Regions from separate parts of the Mus musculus genome. Here region 2 is linked to region 1. Evidence: chromatin loops called from intact Hi-C (ENCODE). Cell type or tissue: left cerebral cortex. All regions are shown on one strand. Each heading gives the region's core, and the rest is flanking DNA. Links, peaks and the distances in the headings are about the cores only. Region 1 has its middle 6.8 kb from the start of Gm46455. Region 2 has its middle 9.9 kb from the start of Gm41158.

Region 1 (11,084 bases), core at 2,165-10,164:
GGGCTCACAGCTGCGCTGAGCTGGACAACACACTGCCTCACCCTCTGGCTCTTACAGTCTCTACCCTCTCTCCAGTGATATTTCCTGAGCCTTGGGGAAGGTGAGATAGATGTCCCACTTATGCCTGAGAATTCCACCGTCACTTATCCTCAGCAGCCGGACCAGTTATGAGTCTCTGCAGTTACTACTGCCCACTGCAAAAAGGAAGCTTTGCTATTGAAATTATTTACAGGACAATTTAATGGGCACATTATATCAACTTAGCAAAACAATGGCTGTAGCTTCCCCATCAGGGTTTATGATCTCCTCAACCATGGGCTTTTGATAAGGTTAGAGTATCAGACCTGAATCTTCTCTTGTCAAGTGAGCCTTAGTTTAAAGCAGAAAGTGGTTGGTTGTTACCCCCATAACAGATTTGCCACGATCGCACCAGGGGCACATCTTGCCTGGTAGGTCAGTATTGTTGGACAATAAGGCCCATAGCTAAATAAAGTGTCCAGCCTTATAAGGGAAAGCCATCAGGGAAAGACTTCTCAATATGTGTCTACCTTTATTTTTTCCCATGTCCTGTGTCCAGAGGATGCGATGTCCTTAGTGATAGAATCTTACCATCTAGGTCTGATGGGCAGCAAATAAATATTGTGTGATGCCATGCCAAAACTTGGCCACTGGTAGTTTTAAAAGGGTTAGTTGCAATGTGGAATCTGAAAAAAAATATTAATGAATGTGTTTCAGTCCCATTATCTTAAAATGCTATTGGTCTGTCATACATTCTGAGTGCATTCCCATTTCATACGCATACATATGATGCTGTAGCATTGCACACTGGTCATCTGGAGGTTTCTTTCACTAGGTATACAGGTCTATATGCTGACACATTTCTTCGTGCAATGCCCAAATTAAAAAAAATCATATTCATTTCATATCGTGTCGTTAGCAAACTCAGTGTCATAAAGTTGTAAAATTGTTCACATCTTATATTTTTGCTGGAAAGTTCAGATATTACCACTGACAGGCACTGTTGCAGTTATTTTTCTTGAACTGACATTCTCTGCATTTCTGAGAGAATGCCTGCCAAATATCCAAATCTGAATAATCATAGTTTGACACTCTTTCTGATGAAACTAGTATTATGTGAACAAACATGGTAGTTCGGCCCACATTACGAGTCATTGCAAATGATTTATTAAGATAACCATTGCTCTTCACGATACAGTAGACTCAGGACGTGGAATTCCTGTTTCTTCACAAAGAATGTTTAAAAGATGTGCTCTCAAGAATCACAGGCACAGAGATAATCTGACAGGAAGAAAGGAATAACAGTGGGGACAGTGTGTTGTCCCTGCCTTGTCTTCTAAGTACTGGCAGCTTTACCCACGATGGCTTTTGTGTCACCACTGGAAATGTCAAAACTATTGTTCAAGGATGCAAACCAAAAACATTGGTCAAAATGAGAGAGAGGGAGAACCCAAAACACAGGTCCACACAACTTCACCACCACTTGTGTTTGTTACCAAGCAACCTAAACAAGGTGCTGTCATGGTGTGGAAGGGGGAAATCTCACAAGGCTTCACCGCAGGTGAAGAGTTACAGGCAAGGAGCAACGCTGCAGAGAGAATCAGCCCAGGGATGGGCATCCTGACAGGTTATCCAAGAGGTCAGCCCTAAGCACACACATGGAAGAGCAACACTAAATGGACTCATGTATATATGTGTACATATATATGGAGAGGGGGTGGAAAAGATACTAAATGCAGTACTCATGTACCAAAATCTCAAAATACTTAAATAAAAAGTATTCAGATAAAAAAAAAGAAAAAAAAAGTATTCAGATAAGAGAAGAGGTTATGAGTAGTCCATGATGATATTCCGAGGCTACGAGAAAACGCTCAGTCCCTATGCATGAAGCAGAAGAGAAGAGAGAGCAATGTAGGTTTCATGCTTGCAGCTGTGCCCTGAATTTGACAAGTGACTGCATCCTTGCAAAGTGGCATTGAGCTGCTCCAAATCCCATTCACGGACTGCATTCAGCACCATGAGGAATGAGGGAGTCCGAGCTTTGTCACTCTTGAGTCGCTGTGGGCTCCTCCAGCTGAGGCAGGGAGATAACTTATCTGGGGAGATGTTCCAGTAACTATTTCACTCTTAGCTTGAAAGCTGACAATTTTTGGCTTTCAAAGAGTGTATCATTTCTACATTCGCGATAGCTGATTCAGTTTTCTCTAAAATCTCAATGACTGCCTCAAAATGATGCTGTCACTTGCCCAGACCTATATTCAGTATACTCTGCTGTGTAAGGCATGATAGCACTCACTGCTAATATCCACATAATGGAGGCAAGGAGAGCTCATATCTTTGCTTTTTATTTATTTAGTTTTGCAGTTTCTTCGGAGGATATCCCTCCATTCTTCTAGTCAGAGAACTCTCTGGAATGCCCGTCTCATTTTTTTCTCAGTTTACTCAGACATAGTGATTCCGCTGTGGACGAGAAGCAGCAGCTGAACATCTTTCTTAAGTCACTAAGGGTTTAACTTTTCAGAGAGTACAAGACTGTGCATGCCTGGTTCTAAATGGGATGTCTGTATCACCCCCACTCCCACGGCTCATTCCAGAAGAGAGAGGGCAGAAAATCTTCTAAGAGCCAGAGAGAGTGAATATTCATGGTGAAAGAGCATTTGCTGGACATGTCATTGTGTCTGCAGGCACCAATTATAGCAACCGAGACTTGTGCCTAAGACCTGTTTGGTTAGGATCAAGACAGCCCAAATCCCAGCATGGGGAGGGGAGGGCTCATGAGGTCTCACTTTATCTGAGGAGTTATTGGCAAATGATGGCTTCTGAGGTAGGGGAGTCGGTGTTCTTCAGGCATGTGGCCCTTAAGGGGCTGCCCATGCTCCAGTAGCTGCTCATAATACATGTATAGACGGCCCTAAGTAGACTCAGTGAGAAAAAAAAGAGCATGTAAAGTTGGAAGGAAAAGTGGTAGAGGAGAGGAAATGAGGGTAGATTTGATTAAAACACATTATATGCATTTATGAAATTCTCAGACAATAAAATAAAACTGAAAACAATTGCACAAGAGAAAGTGTGTTTATTTTCCCCTCAGTACTAGGGTTGAACACAGACAGATTCCTGCACACTTAGGCAAGTGCTGAGCTATCCCCACTCTCCTCCTTTAAATTTCACTGGGACACTAAGTCTCTGGTTTTCCCAGGCTGGCCTTGAACTCACCATGTAGACCAGGCAGACATTGAACTTAGAATTACCCTAACTCAGCCTCCCAAGTAGCTAGGATTGCAGGCACATGTTATGCCTGATTTAAAGTGCTAACTTCGCTGAGACCCCAGACCAACCAAGCCCGGTTTTTCTGTAAGCTTGTTTGTCCGTCTTTTCCTTATTCCCTCACTTACTGGTCAGGTCCATGGCCCTAGAGGGGCTATGCGTGGACTTGGCACAGCAACATGCTAGGCATGAAGGCCATGCTCATAATCCAAGCACTCAGGAGGAAGAGACAGGAAGATTGTCAGTTCAAGGCCAGCTTGGGCTACATAGTAAAACCCTGCCTCAAAAGTTCTTTACTCTTTTCTGAACAGAGTACACAGTTTATAAGCTGGACTTTTTTTTTTCTTCAGATCAGTTAATAAGTGTCACCACTGTTTACTAGAAAACTATCATCAGGAGTGTGTGTAAAATATGGCGGTTGCTATATGAGGCTGGCAAGATGGCTTAGTGGAAATCGATATCTACTAAATGATGGAGAGGGAGGATCAGTCTTACTCTGTAGCCTGAGTTTACCTCCAAAGGTGTTTGGGTCTATTTCTGAAATTTTGCTTTTATGACTTCAGTTGTTCACGCATCAATGCAACAATGTTTTAATTATGGCTGCTTTATTCAAAGCCCTTTATATTCTAGGGTTTTTCTGTTATCTCTTGAATGGCTTTATTATTCTCGAGGCTCCTGGTTTAGTTGCCCATTGCTCCACAACAAAAGAGCCTGCAACCCTCAAGCTAGAGAACACATTGGCTCTGACCTGCTGGTTCCAGCTCAGTGCTCTCATGAGGTTGTGGTCAAGCTACCATCTGGGCTGCAGTTGTCTTCACTAGACCAGGGCTCAAAGATTAGCTGCCAAGCTGGCTCACTGAGTAGATGGCTGCAAAACTCAGGTCTTTGCTTCCTGGACCTTGTCATGGGTGACTCTCAATGTGTTAGATAGGACTGAGCCAATACGGAGACAGGAGGGCAGGGAGGGCCCAAGATGGCACTCAGCTTTTTGTCCTAATCACTCAGAGGCAAGACTGGTTTTTTGCCAGTTGGTCTGAAGTCAGTGGAGAACACACAGGGTGAGGATGCTGGGCAGCTGCGGTCATGGGGCCATCTAAGAAGCTGGTGTTCCGGGTCTAGCTTGTTTCCCTTTTCACTTGATTTACAGTCCTGGGGTCTCATATCGTCTTGAAAGCCATCAATGCCCCAATTGCTGTCCTCATCACTGAGTGGTCCTCCTGAGCACACACCTCAAGGCACAGTGCTTTCTCCGTTGACCTCACCATGTGGCTTTTCTCGTTGCTCTCAGACGGACCGGGCCCCACGCTCATACCATTCTGCACGTCATTTATCAGAATCGTCCAATCAATGGCAAACCTAATTGTACTAATTTTGAAACTCAGTGGGGAAATGCTCACCCAGGCTCTGCCTTCCTCATTTTGGTGTTTTCAGTACTCAGCATAGTTCCGGGCTTGACGTATGTTTTCCCTAGGACAGCCTGAGCGATTCATGGGTACCAGGAACTCCAGCTATTGATTTGGTTAGTTCCAGAGGTCTGACCTGGGAAAGAGGAGCCAATTCAGTGGCTTTGCAGCTGCGGCCTGTGGCCTCTTTCTGGTGCTGGCAGAAATGACTCTGCAGCCTTGTGGCCAGCTCTGCCTCTCCAGCCAGCTGAGCCCAGAGCTGTCTTCCCGCCCATCTTGGCTTGCCCTGTTTGGGGCCTGGAGCCTGCCTGAGTTCTGAGTCTGTTTCTGATATGACAGTTTATCAGGGGGGAGAGTCCTTGGGAGGGAGGTGTGGGGGCTCCATCTACTTGTTGACAGGTCTGCCCTTCCCCCAGCTTCTGCCCTCCCCAACTTGGGTGAGGCCCTTCCCCACATTCCTGAATTATGGGACTGTAAATTCCACCCGTATTGGAGTTTATTCAGATAGAATCGGCAGTCCCAGGAAATCAGCTCTGTGACAGCTCGTGAGGTCAACCCAACACATTCACAGCCCAAGGTTGGAATGATGTGGTCTGGGACAAGGCCTCATGGCTATACCAGGGCAAACGACTCTTGGAGCGGAGTCTTCATGCCTTTTCACTTCATGTCCCATCGCTTTCTCTCTGGACTTGTCTGCAGCTGTCTGTTGCTGTTGGTCGGTCACGGAAACCCTCAGGATCACCCAAGTCACCTCGGCTTTTGGAGGAGCAGAGGAGCTGAGAGGGGATGACAGGAGCCCAGCAGCATCCTTAAGCTCTCCGCTGACTGTCAGCATTTTAAGCATTGTGTGCTTCTCATTTTCTCCTTGAGTTTTTTTTTTCTCCCTCCTGCCTGCCTTCCTCATTTCCGCCCCACTTTTCTCTCTTTACTTCCTTGCCTCTTCAGGACTAAACATTGAGCCCAGGACCTCACATATGCTAGGCAAGTGTTCTACTTCTAGTTTATAATCCCAGCCTCTTTTTTAATGTTTATTTTGTGACATTGTCTCCATAAGTTGCTCAGGCTGGCCTTGAGTTCACGATCCTCTCACCTCAGCCTCCTGAGTAGCTAAGGTTACGGGCCTGCACTACGAGGATCGACTTTCTCCCCTAATCTTTCTTTTCTTTTTCTTTGCCCTCTCTTTTTGCTTTGGACCTAGCATTGAAGGTCGTTGGCCTCTGATTTGGGGCTGGTTTGAAAGTATGTCCATTTGGCTTCTGCACTCTCAAATCTATGCATCTGAATTAATCAACTTGGACAGGCTTAGAGACCACTGCAAAGGGGATGGATCTGCTGTCAGCTCGGCTCCTTCAGACTGCCTTGGAATAAAGTGTGACTCTGGGGGCCAGTGAGTGAGGGCTCTCTTGCTCCCTCTCTCTCTGGGTGAAAGGCACACGGCATGTAAGGAGAACCAAGCATAGACAAGGCTCACCTCCTCTCTGCAGTCTGTTTGCTTGCACCAGGCTAGAGCTGTTTTTCTAGTCAGTGGGCTAGCTTCTCTGTAATACCATCAGGCAAGCTCAGACCAGCAGGCCAAAGGAAATTTCCTGAAACAGGGCGGCTTCTCAGACATGTTATAACGCAGGCATTCCAGCAGGGGGTGCTCTAACACACAAAGTGTGAATCCTTTTTCTCTTGGGTCTAGTGGAGGAGCCTTGATTCTCTGTTCACTTACCCTCACTGTGTGGGGTTAATCTGTGTTGTGGCTTGGGGAGAAGAATCCCCCAGAGGGGTATTAGAATATTTAGAGCCCCGTATTTAGAAAAGGTAGATCAACCAACATCTGAAACCCCCTTAGCCCCTGGAAATATAAGACTTTCAATGTATTTCGTAGAGAAGAGGAAGGGACAGTTCAGAGGGGAAAGGAGGAAAACTGAGGGGTGGGAGGAGAACAGGGTAGGTCCAGTTTTGGAAATAAAATATCAAAAGAAGCATAATTTGGAAGCCAAGGCTGAGCCTGCCAACGTGAAGAGTTTGGTTGCCTTCATGAGGACGCTAGCTACAGACCAGAATTTAATATAAAATTTCTCTCCATTGCTGGAGCAGCACCCATCTACTTATAATTTATAGATATCAACTCTGAACTCAAGGGAATTGGGTTATGCAAGGGTTGCTAAGGAACAAGAGCAGACGTAGTAGGTAAGGCAGGGGTTGCTTAGTAACCAGGAGTCCCTGGGTGATGGAGTGGCCAGAGTAGGTTTGGAGCTGACAGGAATCATTCACATTGCGGTCTCCTGCAAGCTCCTTCAGTCTCTCGGCCTGGCATTGCTGGAGTTCACCTCTCTTCTGGTTGCCAGTCCCCAGGGGCCCTGGATTAATCCTGTCCCCTACCACTCTCTCCCTGTCTCAGTGGGAAGCTAGTCCTAGATGGAGTACAAGCACATGGGACCCTCATATTGAGAGACACAGGAGCTGCTGGGCTGATGTGGAGCTGGCACAGTTGGATTTGGGTGAAAGAAGACCTTGTAGACAAGCTGCCCATAGTCTTCCAACTCGTTGTGCCTGAGACTCCAAGGCCAGACCCTCCCCCTGCCTCGGTATCTGCACATATCTGTGGGGGCATATCTCTTCCCTCACGAGAGGCCTCCTGGGGCCCTGGGTCTCTATGTGGAGTTACCTGGCTTGGCTGCACGTGATGGACCTGCTTCAGAGAGCTTCACAGCCTGCTTTTTAAGTCACAGGCCCCGTCTCTGCCCTCCAGACACACAGGTGTTCGCACTGTTCCCGACTCCTCTGGATGCTCACACTACATACTCCTTTTCACCATTTCTCTCTGAAGACGAGGGTGTCTGTCCTGGCTAGGGAAGCCATGTCTTCCGAGGGAAAGCTTGGGTTTCCTAAGTCCTACTTCTCGGCAGCTTCCTATGCCTGAATCATTCACATCCTGCGTGAGCCTCTGGACACCGCGGAAGCCGGCAAGCAGGGAGGAAGCTTCCGATTCAGTCCCAGCTCCGTTTCTTTCTATCTTGCAGCAAAGGTGTGGAAGTGTCTTCAGCAGTAGGGGTGTTTTAAATTAACGACGGGGTTTTCCTAGGAGGCACGCTTAGACCAGCTGGCATGGAACTTACTCAGTAGACCAGCCCAGCCTCAAACTCACAGAAATCTGCCCACTTCTGCCTCTCAAGCACTGGGTTTAAAGGCCTGTGTCACCACGCTCAGGCAACAATAAGGTCCTACCATCTAGTTCCTAATGACAACCGAGAGTATTGGCAATAGTCTATAGTGTTTTCGGGGCCTCTGGGGCCTCTCTGACTAACAACTCATAAGGAGATATCCCTGGCACTGAGACATAATCCTAATTAAAAAAAAAAAAAAAAGAAAAAAGAAAAAACTAAAAAAGCCTAAACAAAACGAGGCTATAGACCTCTGGGGATTGTCTGAGTTAGGGTTTTATTGCTCTGAAGAGACACCATGACCAAGGCAAGGTTTATAAAGGACAACATTTAATTGGGGCTGGCTTACAATTTCAGAGGTACAGTCCACTATCATCATGGCAGGAAGCATGGCAGCCTGCAGGCAGACATGGTTCAGGAGAAGGAGATAAAAGTTCTATATTTTGATCTGAAGGCAGCCAGAAGGATACTCTTTTCCATACTGGGCAGATCTTGAGCATAGGACCTCAAAGCCCACCCCTACAGCCATGAACTTCCTCCTCTAAGGCCACACCCACTCCAACAAGGCCATGCCTCCCAATAGTGCCACTTTTTATGAGCCAAGTATATTCAAACTGCCTCTGGGTCCTCATGAGTACTTTTATTTAAACTGACACACAACACCAAACTGCAGTCTAAAGATTCATGTTTATACATACAGACAGTGCCAGTTTCATTCGAGAGAGACTTTTTTCTTTCTTTCTTTTTTCTGTGGAGGGTAGTGAATGCAGAGATCCATTGCAGTTCCACGATGACTGAGTGCTTCCCCCCAAGTGGGTACCGCCCTGTCTAAGGCTCAGGGAATATTGTGGAAGAGAGAATATAAGGAATTTAAGAGCCAGGGAGATAAGTAGGAGAGATATAAAATGGTATCTTTAGAACATGACACAGCCATTGTAAACAGGATCTCACAGCAGCTGTGGTGGCCTGCCCGGTGTCTGCATAGGCTGAGGCTTGTTGACAGCCAGTCATGGGTCACCTGGGGGCTGCTAGGACACCATCCCTGATGATTCTAGCAGAGGGAAAGTCATTGCCCTCAGAGAACCAAACCGTAGACCCAGCAGGCCACAGTGGACAATTCCAAGCCTGTGGACACACAGAGGGTCCTGGTTAAAACCAGCGGGTGACAAAGCAAACAAGGAGTCATGAATGTGGGACAGGGGAGTGTGGTGGGAAGGAGAAAGTGGGAAAAATATAAGGTGGGTGAGAGTAAGGAGAATGCACTGCACACCGGTAAGAAAATGTCAAAGGACAAATTCAGTTCATCAATAAACATGAAAACGATTGCAAACTATCGAAGCGAATTATATATAAAAAGAAGTCCTTCTGGGTGTGGCTGGACATGACTTTAATTCAAGTCAGGTAGATTTCTGTGAGCTCTACATCATGAGTTCCAGGCCAGCCAAAACCACATAGTAAGACCTTATTTAAAAAACAGAAAAACAAGACAAAAAAATAAAACCCACAAAAAAACCCCTCCAAGACCCCTATCATATTTCTGTGGAAGTCCTTGAGACAGTGGCAAGTGGCTTTATCTTTTAACTGAGACGGGGTCATGCTGGTCTTAAACTTGAGATGCTCTGCCGGTCGCAGCCTCTAAGTGTGGGGATCTCGACATGAGCCGACACGCTTGGCTACAGATTTGACCCTGGGAAGGGATGCGGGAAGTTTAGTGTTTGAATCCGTCTTGACCTGCTTGAGTTTTGAAGTTTACCATGAACTTTGAAAACTCTGTTCTTTCAGGTTTCATCCTCCTAACCCTGCCTCTCACTTACCCCAGAAGCACCCCCCCCCCAACCTCTGGAGTAGTCACGGCCACGTGCTTCCTGAGTTCTAACATGTGTTTGCATTATGACATGACAGAATTGCTTTGTCTGTTTGGCAAACTTGTACAATTACATTTGCATTTTGAATTAGGTTTCCTTCACTGGCTATCTTTTCAAGAGATGGGTTTTTTTGTTGTTGTTGTGCAGTATATCTTCTGAGCATTAATTTTTCACCGCTATGTAATATTTCACTGTACACATGTAACAAAACTGACTTATTTCTCTTATCACTAATGAGCACTTGCATCTGTCTTTCCTGCAGGGCTCTGACGGAGAATGTGGCTGTGAAGACACAGGGGTTTGTCACACAAGCACTGCTTCTTTTTGCTGGGCATGATGCAATCCCTTTGCATCCAGAGGTCTATTTTTACCGTCTATAAGTGACGAGCCATTTTCCCAAATGATTGTAGATTTACCCTTTGTCTAGAACTGAATGGGGGTTTCTGTTGTTTTTTACTTTTTGACTACACACAGTTAATTATGATCATTAAGTAGTAGGGTGTGGATAGCACAACACCTCTAATCCTAGCCCTCAGAGGAGGCAGGGGGACCAAGTTGGAAGTTGGGTTAATCAACAAAAAGAGGAAGGTAAGTTCAGGAAATAAGGGCTTTTGGTAGAAAACAAAACAAAACACCCAACAACATTTCTCACAACCTTAAGTTTGAGGTGAGATGTACTTCCTGCCAAGTTCCGTGTTAGACATGGTTGTACAGCCCCGCATCCCCCCCCCCCGCCCCCGCCCTCCGAGAGCCCATAACCCCAAGAGCCCACACCGCAGAGAGCCCACGGCCCCTCTGGCACACCTTGCCAAGTGGGAAGCAAGGAGGCACTAGTGCAATCCTTTTTGTTGTTGCTCAGAACCCTCGCTTGCTTCGTGATGCTCCGTGGTGGGGGAGGGGTCAGAGTGGGCCTGGTGCCCAGTGAAGGAAGCGTCTTGATATCAACTGCCCAGTCTGGGAGGCTGAGGCGGGCTGATTTCTGTGAGTTCTAGGTTAGCCAGAGCTACATAGTTCCTGTCACACAAAATCAATAAGGTTGGCAAGATGGCTTAGCCAACTGGCTGCTCTTAAAGTGGAATGAGGTGGAAAAGACCAATCGTTAGACGCTGATTCATTGATTTATTTAGTGACTTACTTAAAAAGCACTGTTTGCACTGCCTGTTGCCAAGATGACTTCACCCGATACCTGGAACAGAATGACCTGGAGAAATGGCTGAGATCACGGGTCGTTGCCCTTAGCAACCTGCGGACTGCCACGTAAGCATCTGAAAGTCCCACTGGCTCGCCCGGCCTCCTCACCTTGTAGTTTTACAGCAATAAATCAAGAGAACGCAAACGGAGCCGTGACCCAGGCCTTCCTGGAACTGTCCTGTCTTTGGCCC
Region 2 (11,084 bases), core at 1,250-9,249, 310 kb after region 1:
TCTCAGATGTTATAGCTTTCAGAACTTGGAAATCTTGGGAACACTTGGGTCCATGAATGTGAGAATATGAATTTTAATATCTAAAGAAGGTCTGGCAGAGAGTAGTCACCGACTATCTAGACAGAGAGTAGTCACCGACTATCTGGACAGAGGGTAGTCACCGACTAGAGAGAGAGAGAGAGAGAGAGAGAGAGAGAGAGAGAGAGATCACGCCACGTCTTTACCTCAGTTTCCATTCATGTTCTACAAATAACAGTCTTGGCCTTCATTGCCCTTCTCTCCATCTCTCCCTTCCCCTCCCTCTCTCTCCTCTCTCTCATGTCTCTCTCTCTGTCTGTGTATGTCTGTCTCTCTGTGTGTCTCTCTGTGTCTCTATCTCTATCTCTCTCTGTTCTCTGCTACCATTTCTCCTTTCTCAATCAGTAGTCTATTGCTATGAAGAGACACAGTGACCTCGGCAATTCTATAAAGGAAACCATTTAATTGAGGCTTCCTTACAGTTTCAGATGTTTGGTGCCATTATCATCATGATCAGTAGCATGGAGGTACAGAGGCAGATATTGTACTGGCAAAGTAGCTGAGAGTACTATATCCAAATCCTTGGGAGACAGGAAGAGAGAGCAACACTGGGACTGGCTTTGGCTTTAAAAAACCTAAAGCCCACCCTCAGTGACACACTTCCTCCAACAAGGCCACACCTACACCAACAAGGCCACACCTCCTAACCCTTCTCAAGTAGTGCCACTCCCTGATGACTAAGCATTCAAACGTATGAGCCTATCAAGGCCATTCTTACTCAAAGTACCACATCTCCATTCATCTTTTTTACCACAGATTTCTCCTCTCTCAGTCCCCAAATTCTACTAGTCCTCTGCTGATTCACTTGGACTCCTGGGCAGAGCCTTTCCACATATTGTCCTTCTAGTCTTGGTGTTGTCTCTACTCCTCATCTTTTTCTACCTGTAGCTGTGACCACACACCCTGGGTTTCCCTATACCATACTGATTTTACAGTTCCATCCTCAGATCATTAGACCCAACTTCAAATCAGAAATACAATGTAAAACAGATTTATTGTACCTAGACATCTTTTAACTGCTATGACACACACAGGATGGCAATTTCAAAATCCATCAAAGAGTTCAGCACACAGAGTAGTCATAACCCCTTGTTCCCCAGGCCCTGTGATCCCGCAGTACCCTAGTCCACAGAACAGAGACGGCAAGTATCTTTTTACCTTTCCAGATGTAGTCCACGAGCCTCTTGTCCTAGTTAGAATTGCCCAGAGTTCAGCAACAACATTAGCAAATCCTTAGCCATTCAAAAGCTAAAAATACTTAAGGAGAGTCAGGGCACAGTGGAGAAAGAACTACCCTCACAAGCATGAGGAACTGAGTTGAACCTCAGAATCCACATGAAGCCGGGCCCTCTGTGTGGGACAAAAGAAACCCTGGAAGCTTGTGGGTCAGCTTGCTTTGTGTTCAAACCACAAAACCCAAAAGAGAGACCTTGTCTCTAACAAGGCGAAAGATGAGAACCAACCAACAAGGTTCTCCTCTGACCTCTACCTACTCATGCATGTGACTGCACATGCATATACACACGTGTGCACATGCACACACACACCACACACACACACACACCACATACACACACCACACACCACACGCACACACACACACACACCACACCACACACACCACACACAGACATACACACCACACACACACACTTTTTCATCGTTTGATTATAAACAATATTGTGAAGAGTTCAGCTCTATTTCTATTGTTCATCCCATATATGCTTCATTTCCTTTGTTTTAAGGAGTATGCTAGTCTTTTAGGAGGAGGTGTTAGTTAGTTAGTTAGTTAGTTAGTTAGTTAGTTAGCTAGCTAGTTTTAATATGGGTCTCACTGTGTAGTCCAAATTGACTCATGATCCTCCTGCCTCAGCCTACAAGTACAGGGATTTCAAGTGTGTGTCTAGCTATCATCTTGGTTGTTTTTTAGTTAACATTTTAATTTTACATATAATACCAACTTACATACAATGGTACTTTAATAATATTATAAATTTTAATAGTATATAATGTTAATTTAATATAATAATTTAACACAATATTCTTTAGGGAAAATTCAGTTCTTGGGATTTTTAATTTCTTATTTATTCCTTTGTGCATACAAGAATTATAAGTATGTGCTTGTGAGGGTGTGTGTACGTGTAGTACAGAGGCCAGAGGTCAATGGATGGCATCTTACTCTTGAGCTCCACCCTTTATTAATAACTTAAATTTGTTCTTTGACTAGCTCATACAAGCGTATAATGCATTCTGATCAGTCTCACCCCATATGCCTCTCTCATCTCCCTTCATTCCCATCAGCCCCCACTCCTCCCACAAGCCCAGGTTCATGACTTTTTTTTTTCCTTTTGTGACCCACTGAGTTAACCAGGGCCATCTGTGTTTCCACAGTTGGGAACTACTGTCGCAGCCCAGTAGGCTCACCCACAGATAGACAACTGTAAGTACTGACTCTCCCTCCCCCACAACCCATCAGTAGCCGACAGCTCATCGGCGAGGAAGAGAACCTTATGAGGTTTTTCTCCTCTCTATGTCTAACAGTTCACTGGCCCATTCTTGTGCAGGTTCCACGCAAGCCCTGGCAACTGCAGTGAGTTCATGATTATAGCAGCCGTGCTATGCCCGGCAGATGGCATCTTGCTCCCTGTTCCCTATCTTCAGGCTCTTACTTTATTTCCACCCCTTCCTCCACGATGTTTCCTAAACCTTAGAGAAAATGGTATAAATGTCTTGGTTAGGGCTGGGCACTCAACCATCACAAATTCTCAGCACCTTCAACAGCCATGAATCTCTACATTCATGGCCATTCACCAGGAAAAAACAAAACCAACTTCTCTGATTAAGGTGAAAGTAACATTTGTCTATCAATACAAACATGAATATTTAGGACACAGTCTGGTGTTATGTCAATTTAAACTACAGAAGCAAGCTCTCTCCCAGGAGCCTGTGACCTCCCTACTCCTAGATTTTTTTTTTGGACGATTACTTTTAAATAGGATTTATAGTACCAGTCATGAATTCCCTCCTGTAGAGCAGGCCTTGAAATCAAACAGGGAGTCATTGGTTACACTCACAACGATCGTGCCACTGGTGCACAAATGTGTCCATCTTGCCTGTCAGGCTGGTATTGCTGTTCTTCAAGTTTACAGCTGAGTAAGATTATTGACACCTTTGCTCCTCTGAAAACCGACATAGCTAGGGCCTCCCGACACTATAAAAGCTAGACAGCAGGGCTCTAGCTTCCAGCTCATTCCAAGTTTGACCTCTCTGTATCTTGCAATCAAGGTATGTGTGTCTTTAACATTAAGATCCTTCTTTCATTGTGAAAATGTGGATGAATGTGAAAACAGGATTTTAAAGTAATTTTCTCCTCGGATATCCATAATTACTCTGTTAAAACATAATTTGTCCTATTTTAAAGCCTAATAACCTAAAGGTTATGAAAAAATATTGTTTCCTTACAGGTTCAGCACCTTCTACTTCCTTGGCTTATTCAGGTGTCTAACTATTCAGGAGTTGGGACACCAAAATCTCTCAGAGCTGCTGAACTGTCTCATTTTATAATTTAGTTTTCTAAAAAGTCTGAATACAGTGCTCAAGTAATTTTTTATTGACTTAAATGTCACTTCTGCTTTGTGCGGCTTAAAGAACATTTTCACCATGTCCTTTCAAATGGTCATTGTCTTGGCTCTATTTTTATTCTAATTTTCCCAAACTAAAACAATTTTAAAATCATATTTTTAAATAATAAAGAATTATTGCTGAGAGCATATAATGTCTGCTTAATTTCTTTGATGAAGAAGAGGAGGAAGAAGAGGAGAAAGAGGAGGAGGAGGACAAAGAAGAAGAAGGAGGAGGAAGAGAAGAAGAAAGAGGAGGAAGAAGAGGAGGAGGCTATAACCACTGTCTGGGCTTTGTGTGGTTCCTGTGATCACTCCTTTTATCAGGTGGCTCGTGCCTGTGATCCAAGCACTTAGAAAGCTGAGGCAGGAGAAACCCCATAAGTTCAAGGGTAGCCTGAGCCACATAGTAAGTTCTAGGCCATCTTGAGCTACAGAACAAGACCCTTTCTCAAAAAAAAAAAAAAAAAAAAAAGAAGAAGAAGAAGAAGAAGAAGAAGAAGAAGAAGAAGAAGAAGAAGAAGTTAAAAAGCTTTTTAAGTTCATTGCTCTTCTTATTAAATTTTTTTCTCTCAGCCCTCAAAAAATGTATATATTAATGGTTGCCTACATAAATATATGTACACCACGTGTGTGCCTGGTATCCAAGAAGGTCAGAAGAGCATCATTGGATCCCTGGAACTAGAGTAACAGGCAGTTGTGAACTGCCTTGTACTGGGTATTTAAGCTTTTAGGGAGTCATTTTAACGCATTTTCCCTTAACTTATCTGTGGTCTATCTTCTGTATCACTGGAAATCTTTAGTAAAAATTTTAAATTCATTTTAATAGACTCTATAATTAAGTTTCCTGAGCTCCCATTGCCTCTATACACCTGGATTATCACACACACACACACACACACACACACACACACACACACACACACTAAAGAATACCTCTCTGTGTTTTGTTGTTGATCTTAAGGCTCATAATAAGTTGGAATACTGAAATAAAATCTGACCACACACCCCTACTTGTTAGCTGCAGTCCAAAGTTTCTGAACCTTTCAGGCATCTGTCAGTTTCCATGGCAATAAATGAAAGAAACGATTAATTATTTCCAAGGTCATTTTTCCAGCTGTCAATTTCTACAGCGTTAAGTAATGTTTACACTGCAAGAGCAAGCACTAAGTGAAAAGTTCATATGTATGCATACATGTACACACACACACACACACACACACACACACACACACAGCCCTACTTTGATTTCCCTATTCCTAACAATTTCAAATCCACTACCAGTAAGCATAAAATGAATGAAGTCGTGAAAATAAATGGATGAAATCGGGCAGTGGTGGCGCACGCCTTTAATCCCAGCACTTGGGAGGCAGAGGCAGGCGGATTTCTGAGTTCGAGGTCAGCATGGTCTACAGAGTGAGTTCCAGGACAGCCAGGGCTATACAGAGAAACCTTGTCTCAAAAAACCAAAAAAATAAAAATAAATGGATGAAAAGGGTAAATAAAAGAATAAAATAGAAATTTTCTCCCTCTAGAACCAGAGCAGCCTCTCCTCCCCGGGACCTGCTCCCATGTATGAGATACCTAGAACCCAACAGGCAGCACCGTGTCAGGCACCACCAGATCTCATCCCAGTCTGTATGCCAGAGAGGTCCGAGAGCCCCCTAGTGGACAAGGGTGTTATCGCCACCTTCTTCACATCCAGAAGACAAGAGAGATGGACCGCTCTAGACGCCCCAGTGGGAACTTCTGAGAAACACAACCAAGGCCAGCCGCGGGGGAACAGGCTTGCCTTCACCCGAGAAGTGGTGCTTTTGCCATCTGAGGAAGCTCATTCCCTCACGTTTTAAATGTGTGCCTCAAGAAAAAAAATGCCAAAATTAATTCCAAACAGTATGACCAGATTTTGGTCACTCCTGGCAGAAATAATCTTATAAATTTCGAATAACTAAAAATTAATTTGCCTCCCACAAGACTCTTTTTTTCTCTCCTTTGAATTTCATTATACATCATTTGCACTGTCAAAACACATCTCAAAAAGACATCACTGGTAGCTGGTGGCAGAGCGGTGAGGGATGGAGCTGTTTTGACAGGCTGTAAATGGGAAGGCTGCAACCACTCCAAGTTATTGAGTAGACAATCTTCATGCACATCTATATGCCTATTCATTAATGCAAACAGTAAACACTGGCTCAGTTCCTAGCGGAACAGTCACAGCCTAGATGCTCAAATCTCCTCGCCTGGGAAAACTGGTTTCCCACTTATCCCAGCCAAGTCTCTTGCAGATGGTGGCTAGTTGGGAGCACTAGGAGGAGACTGTAGGTCTAGAAGTGGGAAGAAGTTGGGCTGTGTTTCCCTTCTTGTCTGTTTTCAGTCTCCTTTCACTTCATCTCCAACAGCAGCTCCAATTCCCTGTCCAGTGGCCCTAACCAAGTGGGTAACCAACCCCCTGCTACAGAGTATGGCATTAAGGAGAAAGAACAGGTTGAATCTTCACTCCAAGTTCATCTGCTGTTCCAGGTTAATATTAAACCCTAGTATGTCTAAAAGACATAGCTCAACATCAGAGACAGAGAGAGAGAGAGAGAGATTGATTGATTGATTGATTGATTGATTGATTCACCCCTCACACACACACAAGCAAGCTCCACCTCTCCTTTAAACTCCAGTTTCATTTGGTTCTACACTATCAAACCCGTGACTCAATTACTATGGGTTATATGTGACAAATGGAGCAAGCCAAGAGGAGGGAGTTTGAGTAGTGCTTGGGAACTTGACTACAACCCGAGCGGCTTTCTAAATCCAGGATTGTGAATCTAAATACCCCAAAGCATCTATTACATATCACGAATTAGTTTATATCCTTTTCACATGTAGAATGGTACTATGGAACTTTCTGGAGGTAATTGAGAACATAGTCACCTAAATTATATTCTGTAAATCTGAATGGGTTCCCAGAAACAGTTGAAAAGTCTGGCCCAATGCTGGTTAAAACCTGTCTAGGTCAAAGGATCACACACAAGGGATCAGACCCATATAAGCATTGTTTTGTTAATGTGTGCTGCACATGAAAGTTCTTGGAGGACAGAACTGTCCACTGAACCTTCACAAAGCTCATTAACCAATTAGAAATTCAGGGACTGTAGGAAGAATAGAATGTTGTAACCTCCCCCCCTCAGCCTGAAATCTGGCTGATCAGGTTTGACTGTGTATCACCAGGAGATCATGGGGGTGGAGTCTGCCACCCTATCGGTCTGCCACTTCCACTGCTACTACCTGCTGCCTAGCTGTTCTGAAGTATTTACGCGGTCACCTGCAACTGGACTCCGAAGATGATTTGGTGAGAATGGGCCCCTCCCCTCTTCTTTATAACCCAGTGTTCTGAATATTAAAATTGAGCTTTGATCAGAACCCTTGTCTTAGCTCCATTCTTTCTCCCGCCACCGCCTAGTTTCCCTCTTTTCTTTCAGATTCCAAGATGCTTTCCAGGCTCGAACCCGGACATGTGGGCCGCTGGCTGGCCTCAACAAAATGGCTTACACTCTCAGGCATGAGTCTCCTCTGTGGAACAAGCCTTACATACAACCAGAGAGCCGTGTGTTCCCTGTAACAGCCTGCACCACTACCACACCCACTCGCCTGATGTCTGGCTAGCATAACTCACAGAGTCCACAGCTAAGCAGAACGATTGGTTAGCATTCTCCCACAGTGGTGTTCACGGCACTGCCTGGTGCTTTATGAGCCAGCCAACAGGGAGAGGTTCCAGCTGAGTGCCACCCTGATGTGTCCGTGCTCTGTGGGCAAAGCCTGCAAGTGTCTTCAGCAATGCAGTCTGACCATCGAGTTCAGGCGTGTAGCATTAGCATTTTCTGTTTAAGGAGCCTCATAGGGAGATAGCCCAGCCCTGGCACTGAGATCTCCTTTTAACAGCTGATGGCTTTGGAGCATGCCTTCGTCACCCACGCAGAATACCACTTTCTTAAAGAAAGTCTTGTTGTTTTTCTACCTGCTTTTCCAGCTCTGTAAGACACTCTAAGGTTAGCATTAAAACACCCATGTAATAAAACCTGCATAGACATGGATGATGGATCTCTGAAGGCCCCACTGCTGTCCACTCAAAGGCAGTACCCATTACTTCGAGAGTCAGGAGCTAACATAAAATGTTAGCAAGGACCTGTGTGGCAGGGAATGATCCCATGTCTGGTATGCATCGTGTCTTTGGGGAACAGTGCTGAGTAAGGTGACATAGATGAGAGGCACTGCCTTATTTACCTTTCTACAACTCAACCATTTCCCATCAGCCCTGTCCCCTCTGTATCCTAGGAACTGAGGTAACCGTGTACCCCCACACACTCTCTCAGTGGTGCCAGCTCAAGCTGTTAGACCCCTCCCGAGGCCAAGGGGGGACAGAGCTGCTTTCCAGCCTGTAGCACCTTGTCACTCAGGCTGGCCCCTGATCTGTTGTGTCTGGGACAGTGCTGTGGTGAGGACAGGAGCTCCTTCATAAGCCAGGCTGCTTGCTTGGAGATGGATGAGGTGAGTGATGTCCATCTTCAGTGTATCTTTTCACAGAAAAGAAGAAGAAGAAGAAGAAGAAGAAGAAGAAGAAGAAGAAGAAGAAGAAGAAGAAGAGGAAGAGGAAGAGGAAGAGGAAGAGGAAGAGGAAGAGGAAGAGGAAGAGGAAGAGGAGGAGGAGGAGGAGGAGGAGGAAGAGGAGGAGGAAGAGGAGGAGGAGAAAGAGGAAGAGGAAGAGGAAGAGGAGGAGGAGGAAGAAAGGAAGGAAGGAAGGAAGAAAGAAAGAAAGAAAGAAAGAAAGAGAGAGAGAGAGTGAGAAAGAAAGAAAGAAAGAAAGAAAGAAAGAAAGAAAGAAAGAAAGAAAGAAAGAAAGAGAGTGAGAAAGAGAGTGAGAAAGAAAGAAAGAAAGAAAGAAAGAAAGAAAGAAAGAAAGAAAGAAAGAAAGAAAGAAAGGAAGAAAGGAAGAAAGGAAGAAAGGAAGGAAGAAAATATGCAGGGCTTAATCTGGGCACACAGCTACCCTCTCCTGAGACACGCTTAGTCTTTTGACTGCAAGGGTTTAGTCTGTGTTTGTTTAACTTGGGTCCTTGGGACACTTTTAACAAGTGACGAACCTCAGCCCCAACACCTGCTCTGTTTTATCAGCTCTGCAGTCTGTAAACTATTCTTTGGACTTTAAAGTCTTCCAGAAGCTTGCCAGCGGGCATAGGGCTTTCTGTCAACTCTTCCTTGGGACCTACAGCTCAACAGCAATCCTGAAGTATTTGCCTTCAAGTAACTGACAAACCCCCTCGTCTGTCTTTCTTGGCCCCTCTCTCCTTTTGATTGTCTTAGCACTTTTAGAACCTGATTCATAGGCTGCTCTAAGGCAGTTGGGACCATCTAAGTTTCTCCTACTTCATAAACATCTCCTCGGCGAAGCTACTAAAACCCCATACCAGCTCTGAGGTCCTGGCTCAATTTTCAACTCTCCAGTAAGCACAGTCCTGTCTGGCTAAAAACAAAACAAAGAAAAAGAAAAAGAAAACAAAACTGGGAATCGAAGAGTGCCTTTCTTGTGTCTGATTCTCTCAGTAGTGCCTGCCCTTCCCATATTGTTCCAATTCCTGATTTTCACAGGACCTGCTGAACGCCAAGTTCTCAACCGCCTTGAATGAACCAATCTGAGAAAACAAGAACATGTCTCTGAGGCAACCCACCACGAATAGTCCCTGATCCCTCAGTGTCAACTCTCCTAGACGTCGGTTTCCTGAAGCCAGCACCACATACACCATTCCTGAGGATCCTACTTTAAGCACTAATGTGGCCATCCTGCACCCAAACTCAGTGCTTTAAGGAAGCCCTCCCCAGCCTGTAAGATCAGCTCCTCTCCCCAGCCTCTCTGAGCAGCTTCTCTGGTTTATTCTGAAATGACCCTGTCTTCAAAGTACTTAAGGAACCTCTGCTTTGTTTTCTTCTTACACAATCCCCAGGGACAGAGTTCCCTAACATTACAAACTATTCTGCCTTTGTCTGGAGGAGGCATAAGTTGTTACATTAGTTTCCCTGCTCCACACCCCTGAGGCTGCTTTCATGGCCCCCACACCCCAGCCTTGTAAGCCAGGCTGAGAGAGTCTTTTCACTTGTTTAAAAGTCCTTCCCAACTGAAGCAGTTAACTCAATTGCTATCAGACTTTCTCACAACCCAGCCCTTGTTAAGTTTCCCACTTTCATTCTGAATCATGGATATTTTTCCCTGCTGTTTTCTTGGGGGGGTGGGGGCGCAGGTAGGCTCCAAGGCTAGGTTTCTCTGTGTAGACCTTGCTGTCCTGGAACACACCAGTCTGGCCTAGAACTCAGAGATCCTCCTTCTTAGTGCTAAGACCAAAGGCATGTCTCGCCGTGACCTCACAGAGCTTACAGATGATCTTCTGTATTGGACTCTGCCCACAAGACCTCCAGTTTTCTAAAGGAAAAGAAGGAGAGATGATCCAGTTTTCTAAAGGAAAAGAAGGAGAGATGATGGGGAGAGGGGAGAAAGGATTATGGGGTGCTGTGGCTGGGATGGTGAAAGGACAACATGAACCCCATTTGTCTCCGTTTAAGGACCAGGCCTGATTTTAAAAAGAAGGCCATAAGGCAAAAGCTCCAGGAACAGACCATAAAATCCAGAGAAAAGGGCCATAGAACCCTCTTCCAAAGAACAGCCCGGGGATAACCACAAGAATGGGAAAATATCTTACCGCAGGATGGCCGGCCCTATCTCATTCCATGGTTAAATGTTTATGGCATAGGCATGAGAACCACTGACCACCTGTGACCCCCTAGCACCAATGAAATTTTAGATTATCTAATCCTTCTAGAGAGTTCCCCCAGCTCTCTATAAAAAGGCTTGCTCATCTTTGTCTAGGGTTGCCATTTGGGGGAATGTTTGACCCCTGCATGCTGGTTATTTCTGTAGAATAAACACTCTTTGTCTTTGCATGCTACCTGAGTCTGGGGTCTTTCTTCAGTGATTTTCAGACCCTTACAATGTACAATAATTAATTAGCTAGCTAGTTAGTTAGTTAGTTAGTTAGTTAAAACATAATTTTAAAAATGAACTTCTCCCATGGATTCCAAGAAAGGGCTCTTTAACACTGCAAACTATTCACTCTTTTTTCCTTATCAGGCGCCCGTCATAAGGAGCAGCACACCACCGTGCCTATCTCACTACCTCTTCTGTCCAATTTACCTAAGAAACCAGGGGCTAAGGTAGAGAACACTAGCTAGCTATGTGGTGCTTCCCCATCGTAACTCCTCACTTACGTAAGAAAACTCTCTCTGGGCAGCCATCTTAGGCTCAGGTGCATGTCTTACTACACACAGCAGTGGTCACACAACTGCCACAAC

The links. Peaks named below come from ENCODE experiments on the same cell type or tissue, not always from the same donor. Only the 100,000 strongest peaks of a DNase experiment are listed, where the experiment ranks them.
Region 2: it touches region 1 in a loop (2.4-fold over the local background); 2 of 42 quality-filtered maps call a loop at or near these places.

What each region holds. Positions count from the first base shown.
Region 1 is chr14:55,142,372-55,153,455 of GRCm38, forward strand. No RefSeq gene overlaps it. Among named protein-coding and RNA genes, the nearest start is that of Gm46455, 6.8 kb to the right of the region's middle. In left cerebral cortex, for the core only: a CTCF peak has its summit at 6,311 (motif pointing right); DNase peaks (open chromatin) are centred at 4,849, 6,312, 6,905 and 7,638.
Region 2 is chr14:55,453,108-55,464,191 of GRCm38, forward strand. No RefSeq gene overlaps it. Among named protein-coding and RNA genes, the nearest start is that of Gm41158, 9.9 kb to the right of the region's middle. In left cerebral cortex, for the core only: a CTCF peak has its summit at 5,374 (motif pointing left); DNase peaks (open chromatin) are centred at 5,374 and 7,356.